Regions from separate parts of the Homo sapiens genome. Here region 2 is linked to region 1. Evidence: chromatin contacts called from ENCODE Hi-C or POLR2A ChIA-PET data. All regions are on one chromosome and are shown on one strand. Each heading gives the region's core, a stretch centred on a gene start or an enhancer-like site at or near the end of the contact. The rest is flanking DNA. Distances are from core to core; before and after follow the strand shown. Region 1 holds the start of PTER (phosphotriesterase related). Region 2 holds the start of MSRB2 (methionine sulfoxide reductase B2).

Region 1 (5,733 bases), core at 288-2,787:
AATTACAAATATTAGCTGAGTGTGGTGGTGCACACCTGTAGTCCCAGCTGCTCAGGAGGCTGAGGCAGGAGGATCCCTTGAGCCCAGGAGTTCAAGGCTGCAGTGAGCTATGACTGCACCACTGAAATCCATCCTGGGCAACAGAGCCATTTCAAAATAATAATAATAATAATTGATGACAGTGTAATATGGTTGGGGTTCAGAAAATGATACCCCAAAATGAAGGCCTTAGAAGCAGCTCTCTCTAACCTCATGTCCTCCTGCCTCTGGCCCCTCATTCTAGAAACTGGAATCCCTCTTCCCCAAGGTGATTCACAGAAGCCAGAACCCCTCATCCCCAAAGCCAAGCATAAAACCTAAAAGTTTGACTCTGCGTGTCCCCTGCCTTTCTGTGTCAAAACTGGCGGTAAAGAAATTCTCTGCCCTGCTTTGTTTGACTGTAGGTCATAAGACCCCCATTCCAGAAAGGATCCTGCTCTATACCCAGAAGGAAGGAACACTGCACAGAAAAGCCAAAAAGAATCTAAACAGACAGGGCTTGCTCACTTAGTCTATTGGCATTAGCTCAGACCCTTTTTATGCCATCGTAGTATCTCTTAGGTTGGTGCAGAAGTAATTGCGGTTTTTGCCATTAAAAACCGCAATTACTTTTGCACCAGCTGAATACATGGCGGTCCATACTTTATTGAACCTAAGCGAAAAAATGGACCGTTTCCCCTGCATCTTTGGGTTTTCATTCTGAAGGCTCCCGGATCACATAAAGTTACGATCTAGTATATTTGTATGCCTTTTCTACTGTGAAACTGTCTTTTGTCAGTTGATTTTCAGCAAACTTTCAGAGGACGAAGGAGAGGTTTGCCCTTGGCCCCCTACAATACCTAAAGGTATGACTCTTTACTGTGGCAGCTGCTCCAAGCATCATGTTTTGCCAACAGACTCACACATACTAAGTTTATTTCAGTCACAGCAAGTACCAGGGCCAGTTCAAGTGCTCTAGCACGGCACTCTAATTCTAAAGAGAAGGAAACGCGGCACCGGGGCAGGAAACAGTGACAAGTGGGAACACAAAAACCAAAGTTCTCCGTATGCAGCATGAGGATCCAGAACCCACTGTGACATCAAATTGCCAGAGCACCACCTCCGATTTATTCTTGGGGAAAACCAAAAGAGCTACGGAATGCTCCCTTGTTCCAGACTGTTCTATGGAGAACTGGGATCTGGGGAAAATGCAACAGTTTCTTTCCGTTTGGGGATCTAGCCCCGAATTTTTTTCATTCAGCCAAACTACCGACAGTCAGACAGCGCCTGCAGGAGGGTGTGGCCAGGCAAAAACGCGGGGAACGGCCCCGGACCAGGGTGGGGCGTGGCAAGGGTTTGAAGGGCGTGTCCTACGAAGAGGTAGGGCTTGGCAAGGACCCACGGGGCGTGTCCTAGGACTCGGTGAGGGCGTGACCTCGGGCCAGGGGCGGGGAGAGAACCAGAGGGCGAAGTGGGAGGGCACAGGGGAGACTAAAAAGGCCAGGGAAGTTGGCCTGCCGGAAGTTCCCAGGGAGAAGGCAGCGCGTTGTACCCGAGGTAAGGCTTCTTGGAGTCAGAGCAGGAGCCGGAACTGTGGGCCCAGTAGGAAGAGTGGGGCCCGACGGCGGAGGCCGCGCGGCCAGGGTTCGCTGCAGAGCTCCACGCGAGGGTCCTGCCGGAAGGAAGGATTTTCTAGCCGCTGCGCTTGGGCCCTGCCGCCTCTCCTTAAGTGCTTGAGGGACGTTGCAAAGAGCGCCAGTCCCGTGTGGCGCCAGCTCCCTGTGGCTCGACAGCAATGCCCGGGGGCGTCATCGGGTAGCTGTGCTAAGCCTCCTTTAATAAGCTTTTTTTTTTTTTTTTTTTTAGATTCAGGGTCTGGCTCTGCTTCCCAGGCTAGAGTGCATTTGGCGCGATCACAGCTCACTGCAGCCTCGACCTCCTGAGCTCAAGCGAACTTCCTGCCTCAGCCTCCTGAGCTTCCTGAGTAGCTGCGACTACAGGCACGTGCCACCATGTCCGGTTATTTTTGTATTTTTTGTAGAGAGTGTCTCGCCATGTTGCCCAGGCTGGTTTCGAACTCCTGGGCTCAATCAGTCTGCTGCCTCGGCCTCCCAAAGTGCTGGCATTACAGGTCTATATTTTTTGACAGTTTATAAAAGCCAATTACCAGCGGTCATATGTCTGAGTCCTGTGCACTCTTGCTTAATCCACTCTGCAGCCCTGTGAAGGATTCTAGTGATAACGACAAAGCTAAGGTACAGAAAAATTAGGCCACACTGCTGGAAAGTTTAGAGATGGAAACAAAGTTTAGAGGTGGAGTCTTTCTGACTCCACAGCCAGTGTGCTGTTACTCTCTTAGACTACCTCATTCTTTGTACATCCCAAGTCAACAGGAACTAAAGGTATACCCTTACATAGGCAGTAAGAGGGGTTGCTGATTTAAAGAACTTTGGACCCAGAAAGAGTAGAGCCCTATTCTAGTTCTGGTTCCAGCTCAGTGACTTTCTACAAGTTGGTTTTCTTTTGCTTTTTTTAAAGACAGAGTCTCGCCCTTGCCCAGGCTGGAGTGCAGTGGTGCGATCTCGGCTCACTGCAACCTCCGCCTCCCGGGATCAAGCGATTCTCTTGCCTCAGCCTTCTGAGTGGCTGGGACTACAGGCGCGCTCCACCACACACAGCTAATTTTTGTATTTTTAGTAGAGACGGGGTTTCACCATACTGGCCAGGCTGATCTCGAACTCCTGACCTTGTGATTCACCCACCTCGGCCTCCTAAAGTGCTGGGATTACAGGCGTAAGCCACCGCGCCCGGCCTCTTGCTTTTTAAGACTAGGTCTCATTATTTCACCAAAGCTGGAGTGCAGTGGTGCTATCACAGCTCACTGCAACCTTCACTTCCCCCGTTCAAGTGATCCTCCCAGCTCAGTCTCCCACAGGTGCACACCACCACGCCCGGCTAGTTTTTATTTTCTGTTTTTTGTTTTTTTTTTTGTATTTTTGGTAGAGACGGGGTTTTGCCATTTTGTCCAGGTTGGTGTCAAACTCCTGGGCTCAAATGATCTGGCTGCCTCGGCCTCCCAAAGTGCTAGGATTACAGGCGTGAGCCACTGCGCCTGGCCTGCCTGTTTTCTAGACACATTAAGGTGAGTGGTCTCAGGCCAGGCGCGGTGGCTCACACCTGTAATCCCGGCACTTTGGGAGGCTGAGGCAGGTGGATCACTTGAGGCCAGGAGTTCGAGACCAGCCTGGCCAACATGTGAAACCTCTTTTCTTCAAAAAATTAGCTGGGCATGGTGGTGGGCATGCCTGTAATCCCAGCTACTGGAGAGGCTGAGGCACGAGAATTGCTTGAACCTGGGAGGCAGAGGCGGCTGTGAGCTGAGATCACACCACTGCACTCCAGCCTGGGTGTCAGAGCAAGACTCTGTCTCAAAAAAAAAAAAAAAAAAGGTAAGTGGTCTCTAGGTCGCTAGTGGATGTAATAATCTATGGATTTATGAGGATAAGATCCTGATTTTACCATTTAATGATATTTTGGGCCAGTTTTTTTCCTTTTTAATTGGGCAGCCCTCAAACCAGAATAGATTGAGAGGGTCTTCCAGTTTTGGGTCATATTTGCTGCTGAAATTACAAGGTAGTCAGGAAGGGTCTGTTTATTCAATCAAAGATCAATAAATGTGTATTTTGGAGGTCAGTAGCGGAGTATCCAGCCAGAAGGTGGCTAGTGAGACAGGAGGAAAATCAGGACAGTGGCTTTTCTGGAGGGACTTAGGGAAAGATCAGTTTCACTGGGCAAATTTCCCCTTCCCTGTGAAGGACAGAAAATACCTTCAATATGGCTAAAGTGAGAAGCATTTCTGAAAAAAAATGCAATTTAATATCCTTTGAAGTGTCAGTAAATTTTGAGCCAAATAGAAGCAGAGAGTAAGAGAACACAAAAATAGATCATTTAGAATCTGGAGAAGTACATGACCGTGTACTCAGTGCCAGGACTTGGCCATAGGATCCCTGTGACTATTTTAAGTTGAGTAAGCAGCCCTGATGCAAGAATTTTAGAGATTGTCTCAGTTTTAAGCTTAAAGACAAAATGATGAACTGTATAGCATGAGAGGAGCTTGGTAAATGTCCACCTTTGCTTCCATGTGCAAAGTGTTCATACAGGACATACATACATACAGGACCCATTCATACAGGAGGAATGTTTATCCTTAAATATCTTCTTTTTAAAATATTTATTAGTTTATTTATTTTTGTAGAGATGGGGGGTCTTGTTTTGTTGCCCAGGCTGGTCTTAAACTCCTGGGCTCAAGTGATCTTCCCACCTCGGCCTCCCAAACTGTTGAGATTACAGGCGTGAGCCACGGCAGCCAGCCAACTTCAAATCTATTAAATGCCCTAGTAAGCCATATAGTAATAATATTGAGAATTTCTGATCAAGCTCGAGTCTGCTCAGTATCCCTATGAACTTGACTGAGGTAGTTGTTGAATATATTTTCATACATCAAATGTGGCTTTGTTCTGTTTTCTTTAGCTGTTGTTTCTAGTGTATTTTCAGTGGTCCAGGTTTTCCTAACAAGATTTTTTTTTTTTTTTTGTGGCAGGGTCTCACTCTATTGCCCAGACTGGAGTGCAGTGGCCCTATCTTGACTCACTGCAACCTCTGCCTCCCAGGTTTAAGTGATTCTCCTGCATCAGCCTCCCAACTAGCTGGAAATATAGGCATGCACCACCACGCCCAGCTAATTTTTTTGTATTTTTGGTAGAGACGGGGTTTCATCATGTTGATCAGGCTGCTCTTGAACTCCTGACCTCAGGTGATCCACCTGCCTCAGCCTCCCGGCATGAGCCACCACGCCCGGCCCTTAATAACACTTTTATAACAAAAGGCTTCTCATTCATAGACATCATCTCTTAAAAAAAAGAAAAAGAAAAAAGAATAAGAAAAATAAAATATCTGGTTCCATTTGGCATAAACTGGCTCTGTGGTTGTACCTATTTTGTCAAAACAATAACCACCTGAGTACAAATACCTCTGTGCCTGCTCAGCGTGAGAGCTGTGAATGTTAGCCATTTCCCTGTCTCCTTCCAGGCAGGTATGTCCACGTGACTTGTTTGGCTAACGAAACGCAAGTGGAGTGACCTGTGTCACTTCCAGGTAAAACTGTGTTAAAAGCCAGTGAAAGATTTGTCACAATCACTTTCCCTCTGCCGCAGTGACCATCCAGATAGAGGCAGTGGTCTCAGCCTGGGTCATAGAGGACAGTGAGCGGAGCCCCCTGCCTTCCTGTGTTAGACGTATTCGATGAGCTAGAAATAAACTTTTGTTGTGGTCAGACCCTGAGATTCGGGGATTTGAGTGTTACTGTGGCCTAGCCTGGTCAAGCCTGCGTAATGAATATTATCAGATAAGCTGCATGTATGCGGGGATTTCTGGCTCTGGTTTACCAGATACCTTGGGAGCTGTGGGGAGGGCCCTGAAAGAGGCTTGTCCTATGAATCATGCTCCTTTTACTGTGTGGGAGATGGCAGGTGTGCTGTTCCCATCATGCTCCAGTCTGCTTTGTGATTTTAATCAAGAGTGGCAAAAATGGCGTTTAGATGTTTAATTGCATTCTGTAAGGGCAGACCATGTTAAAGTGTAAAATAGGTAAAGGCTGTATGCCTGGAAGGGATAAGAATCAAGGCTTTCATTTTTACTTTGAAAAACACAATTTAT
Region 2 (5,723 bases), core at 732-3,231, 6.7 Mb after region 1:
ATAGCCCAAACAACCTTAAAAAAGAACAGAGGTACAGTACCAATGCTAGCTGGTTGCAAGTCCAGTCATCAGGATATTGTAATATTGATGTAAAAATAGACAAATTAATTAATGGGACAAAATAGGAAGTCCAGAAATAGACACAACACATTGATAGGAAACTGATTTTTGACAGATTCAAAAACAGTTCAGTGGAGAAAGAGTAGTCTTTTAAAAATTGGTGCTAGGAGCCAGGCCTGGTGGCTCACGCCTGTAATCCCAGCACTTTGGGAGGCCGAGGCAGGCAGATTACCTGAGATCAGGAGTTCAAGACCAGACTGGCCAACATGGTGAAACCCCGTCTCTACTAAAAATACAAAAATTAGCCAGACGTGGTGGCACACGCCTGTAATCCCAGCTACTCAGGAGGCTGAGGCAGAAGAATTGCTTGAGCCTGGAAGATGGAAGTTGCAGTGAGCCAAGATCGTGCCACTGCACTCCAGCCTGGCCGACAGAGACTCTGTCTCAATCAATCAATCAATCAATCAATAAAAATGGTGCTGGAACAACTGGATATAGATATGCAAAAAACAAAACAGATAAACAAAACAAAACAAAAATTTTGGCCATATATAAAAATTCTAAATCGGTCAGAGACCTAAATGTAAAACCTAGAACTATAAAAATTTTAGAACAAAACATAGGAGAGAATCTTTGTGATCTTGGATTAGGCAAAGATTTCTTAAATATGATACCAAAAAAAGAACAATCCATTAACAAATTGATAAATTGGGCTTCATCAAAATTAAAAACTGCTCTTCCCAAGACAATATTAGGAGACAGAAAAGACAAACAAGAGACTGGGAAAAAAAATCTTTGTAAAGCATATGTTTGATAAAAGATTTGCATCCAAAATATATAAAGTGTTCTAAGCTCAATAATGAAACAACTCAACATTAAATGGGCAAAAGATCTGAACGGACACTTCACCAAGGAAAATACACTCGCTGCAAATACGCACATGAAAAGATGCTTAACATCATTAACGATTAGAGAATGCATAATAAAGCCACAATGAGCTACCACTACACAGAACCGGAACATCTACAGTTAAAATCTCTGGACTTTCAAGTGTTGGCAAGGATGAAGAACAACTGGAACTCGCATAGACTGCTAGTGGGAAGGTAAAGAAAAAAACCACTTGGGAAAACAGTATAGTAGTTTCTTAAATGGTTACACCTACCTTACGACCTGGGCATTCCACTTCCAGGTATTTACCCCAGAGAGGAAAAACCGTATATGTCTGTACAAAGATTTGCACAGGGATGTTCCTAGCAGCTGTAGTTCTAATCAGGAAAAATTGAAAGCAGGCTAAATCAAGTGCTGACTAAACACACGGTGGTATATCCATAAATGGAATACTGCTCAGGAAGCAATGAATGATTGTTCCATGCAAAAACACGCAGGCATGTCAAAGTAACTATGTTGAGTGAAAGAAGCCAGACAAAATCAAGTACATATGGGATGATTCCATTTATGGACGACTCTAGAAAATGCAAACTAAAACAGATCAGTGTTTGGGCTGCGGATGAGTGGAGTTGGGATAGGTGGAGGGGGGCAGGGCGAGGGAGGAGCAGGAGTGGGAGGAGCTGGGAGATGCAGAGATGGGTTGGGGAGGGTCTCATGGAAGGGAAGGGAGAGAGGAAGGGGGAGAGGAAGGGGGAGGAAAGGCAAGGGGAAAAGGAGAGGAAGAGGGAGGGGGAGAGAGAGGCAGAGTGGGAGGAAAGAGGGGCGGGGACCTGGGAGGGCCCAGGGCACATAGTGGGAGGAGCAGGTGGGAAGGAGGGAAGGAGGGAGGGGCAGGGGAGGGAGAAGAGGGGGAGGGAGACGAGGGGACTGGCGGTGTGGGCGGAGCGTGGGGAGGGAGGCCGACTAGCGCAGGCGGACGGGAGAGAATGGGGGAGGGGTGGGATGGGAGCAGGGGCAGAGACGGGCAGAGGGCAGAGGGCGGAGCGGCGCCGGAGCGGGCGTCATGGCGCGGCTCCTCTGGTTGCTCCGGGGCCTGACCCTCGGAACTGCGCCTCGGCGGGCGGTGCGGGGCCAAGCGGGCGGCGGCGGGCCCGGCACCGGGCCGGGACTGGGGGAGGCAGGTAGGACGCGGGTCCCGCAGGCCCCGCCGCCGCCTACGGCTTTCGGCTTCATTTCACCGGCTGCACCCGGGAGCCTAGGGCCGGTCCAGGCCGGGCGCTGCCCTCCTACTAAGCCCTCCTCGGCGCGCCCCTCCCCCCCCCCAGCCCGAGGATCTGGGACAGTGGATTGTAAACTTGGTGGCGGCAGGGTGGGGACTGACCCCTGTGAGAATCCGAGGAAATGAACAAATGATCCCCCTAAATGTGCGCATAATTTTTTTTTTCTTGGCTCGGGGAGTGGGGGCATAAGTGGGGCTCGGGGGCCTCTGACCCCTATCGGGGACTCCAGGCGAAGGCCCGGGGCCTGGGCTGTAGCAGCCCGGCCCGCGCGCCCCTGCGAAGGCCCCTAGTATTTTGCATTGCAGCCCTCTTCGTAGTTCCGCGGGCTTCCTTCCAGCATCTGAGAAGCAGGCAGTTCAGACTTGGGGTTCCTGTGAGTGTTTCCTGCCCTGCTGACTTCCCATAAATGTGTCTAAGAGCCAGGGAGACTGGGTTGATCATTTGTTCCTTCTTTAAGGTGACAGCCATTGTTAATGACTGAGACAGAGACCAGGGCGAGCCTGTGTGTGTGTGTCTCTCTCTCTCTCTGTGTGTGTGTGTGTGTGTGTTTCTGCTAAATACTTTTGGATCCTCTCTTGGATCTGGGTACCTGCACATTTCACCAAGCAGGAAGGAGTCACCTCGGGAGACCTGTGCCAGCTACCCCTGTATTTCAGTTCTATTTCAGGGTAACTTAGTGCCCCAGGGGATTGGCTTCCTGGGCGGTTGCCAGACTGACCCACTCTGAATCCAATTTTATATGTGTTCATTGAAGACATTCAGAGATACCCAACTGATGAAAATGTACCAACTCATTCTGAGCTCTTTTTAGCCCCTGAAGTTTTCGAAATGCAATATTGAAAGAATACGTAACTAAATAAAAGCGTTGGCGTTGTGGAATGTTAGCTCATCCAACTTGACTTCCAGCTATGGCCTTTCTAATCACTGGTGTCTCTAGTCAGTCTGATGACATTTGCTGTGAGCCTACTGTGTGCCAAGCATTGTATTGCTGAGAACCACAGGTGATAGAAACAGGTCACAGTTACCGACGAGCTCTCTATAACCCCTTGAAAAAGGATGGTGGTTTTAGCGGTAACTACTTCATGGCTGTAATTGCTGCTGTCAGAAGCAGCCTAATGAATTGCCCTGGGATCTGAAGTTCTCCAGCAACAATAAAATTTGGCCAGCCACCAGTAGGTAACAGGAGCTGTGTACCTTATCAGACACCCCTCCTGGGAATCTATTCGAAGGAAATAGTTCAAAAGAAGAACAAAGAGATATATGCAAAGATGCTTTAAGCACTAGTCTCTTACAAAATGGAAACTGGCTGTAACCCAAATCAGTTAAGAAATACTTACGTAAATCATGAAAATTCAATCCAACAAACTGTTAGGCAGCCATTAAAAATGATAAACGGAGTATTTCTGTGGTGAAGGGCTTGGGTATGAATAGATGCAGATTTTGAGTCTTGGCTCTCGGTTACTTCCTGGCTCTGTGTCTGAGCTCAGGCTGCTATTGCAAAACACCGTGGACTGGGTGGCTTCAACAACATTTTCTCACAGTTCTGGAGGCTGGGAAGTCCAAGATCAAGGTGGGAACAGATTTGGTTCCTGATGCAGACCTGCTTCCTGGCTTGCAGTTGACTGCCTTCTCACTCTGCCTTCAGGTGACTGTCTCAGGAAGGACCACTAATCCCTCAAGAGAGCCTCACCTTTATGATCTAATCTAAAACTAATAACCTCCCAAGCCCCACCTCCACATTCCATCTCATTGGGAGTTAGGGCTTTAGCATATGGGAGTGGGGAGAGGAGCAGGGAGAACATATAATATTCAGTTTGTAACAATGTCTTTGGACATGTTTCTTGAATTTGGAAAGTTTAAACTTCAGATTTTTTTTCCTTCTGTCAAATAAGGATAATGATAATGGTAGGGTTGTTGTAAAGAATAACTTTTTAATTAAATATTTTGTTACAATGCTTGACACTTAGGCACACAATAAATGTTAGTTATGATTACATAAATAAGTGGAAAGGACAAAAATGTAGCTACATTTAACTTACATCATGGGCTTCGGGAGTGTTGAGAGAGAGGGAGACATTGGGAGGGGGGAAATGAGAAGATATTGAAATGACAGTATTTTTTTCCAGTGCTGCAATTTCTCATATGCTTAGAGTGATTTTTTTTAATCCAGATTGACAAAGAGCAAACTGAAAAAGGAAAGTAAGAAATATTCTGGAGCAAAAAATCTGTTGCTTCAGGAAAATATTCTTTCTAGAGATGACTATGCTAGGAAACTGTCCTGGGCATAGGGTTAAAATAGTCCAGGCACTGGTGGGAGAGACTAGTTCTGCAGATCAGAATGGGCTGGGGATTCTTTTAATACCAGTTTCTAAAGAGTTCCATTAGATTCAACACATTATTTATCAAAATGGAGTGGGCTTATGTGTGACAATTGGCAGTATAGCAACTGTGGCCAGGAAGGTTAGCAAAACCCGAAGGAGGCACCCAGTAGGTGACCATAGGACCAAGAGTGGATTTCCTTAGGGATGAAAAAATCGAGGCCCACCCCGTAGAACTTCTGACCAACAAAATATATGGCCTGTGCAAATCACAGCACACAGAGAGAAGGGAACTCCAAGGAATTTGAGTTTATTAAGGCATAATTCAAAGTAAAGCTGTGTAGTTATCTCATGCAATAGCAGCAACCGATAAATGTTTTCATAGTGAAGATAGCAAGAGAATGTAGAGGGAATCTGGAAAATGTGTAGCCCCCAAAGGATGAGCACGTGGTGCAGAGGACAGAAAATACCTGCACACACACAGAAAAGGACACAGCCAGTGTTGAAACCTCTCTCTAGCCACGGTAGCCAGAAGACTTGACTCATTCCCAAGTGAGAGACCTTGTCGTGTATCTAATTTACACGTGCCTAAATTGCTGTTTGATAAAACTGCTCAGAATTTACTCATACTGTAATTTTTATTTAAACTTTGGTTGTTTTCTAAAGCCCCAGTGTGTTCATTTGCTAGGGATCCCATAACAAAATATCACAGGCTGGGCAGCTTAAACGATGGAATTCATTTTCATACGGTTCTGGAGGCTGGAAGTCCAAGGCCAAGACTTGTCCTGAGATTTGTCCTGAGACCTCTTTCCTTAACTTGGGGATAGCTGCCTTCTTGCTGTGTCCCCAGGCGGCCTTTTCTCTGCTGTCCCTTCCTCTTATGAGGACACCAGTCTTATTGGACCAGGGCCCCCTCTTAATGGCCTCATTTTGACATGATTGCCTCTTTAAAGGCCCTGTCTCTAAATGCAGTCACATTTTAAAGTACTGGGGATTAGGACTTCAACATATGAATTTGGAAGTTGGCGGGCAGGGAGTGTCACAATTCAGCTCATAACATCCAGGTCAAAGAAACCTCTTAAAGTGATACAGCCCACATATAACCTGACCTGGGTGTACCCAACTGAGCGTTCATCATTTTGCTATCAAAGCAAAGTCTGTCTGCCCTTGACTGAGC

What was found. A loop is a pair of places that touch in the nucleus more often than their neighbours do. ChIA-PET counts read pairs that join two places held with the same protein, here RNA polymerase II (POLR2A). Pooled maps may share reads with other maps.
Region 2: a map of naive thymus-derived CD4-positive, alpha-beta T cell shows a loop between it and region 1 (10-fold over the local background). The contact joins the promoter of MSRB2 here to the promoter of PTER in region 1. A Hi-C loop is called at or near these places in 1 of 168 maps with a recorded cell type or tissue (naive thymus-derived CD4-positive, alpha-beta T cell) and 9 of 50 pooled maps. POLR2A ChIA-PET finds 5 or more read pairs at or near these places in 2 of 52 experiments (HEK293 and activated T-cell).

What each region holds. Positions count from the first base shown.
Region 1 is chr10:16,435,473-16,441,205 of GRCh38, forward strand. PTER (phosphotriesterase related) reads left to right here and starts at 1,538. Exons shown (of 5, transcript NM_001261836.2): 1 at 1,538-1,575. RefSeq lists a silencer at 1,413-1,462 and enhancers at 1,883-2,062, 2,083-2,132.
Region 2 is chr10:23,093,598-23,099,320 of GRCh38, forward strand. It overlaps MSRB2 (methionine sulfoxide reductase B2), which reads left to right and starts at 1,982. Exons shown (of 5, transcript NM_012228.4): 1 at 1,982-2,129. The coding sequence starts at 2,012. It overlaps LOC107984215 (a long non-coding RNA gene), which reads right to left and starts at 1,682. Exons shown (of 3, transcript XR_001747394.2): 1 at 1,223-1,682. RefSeq lists a silencer at 1,790-2,259.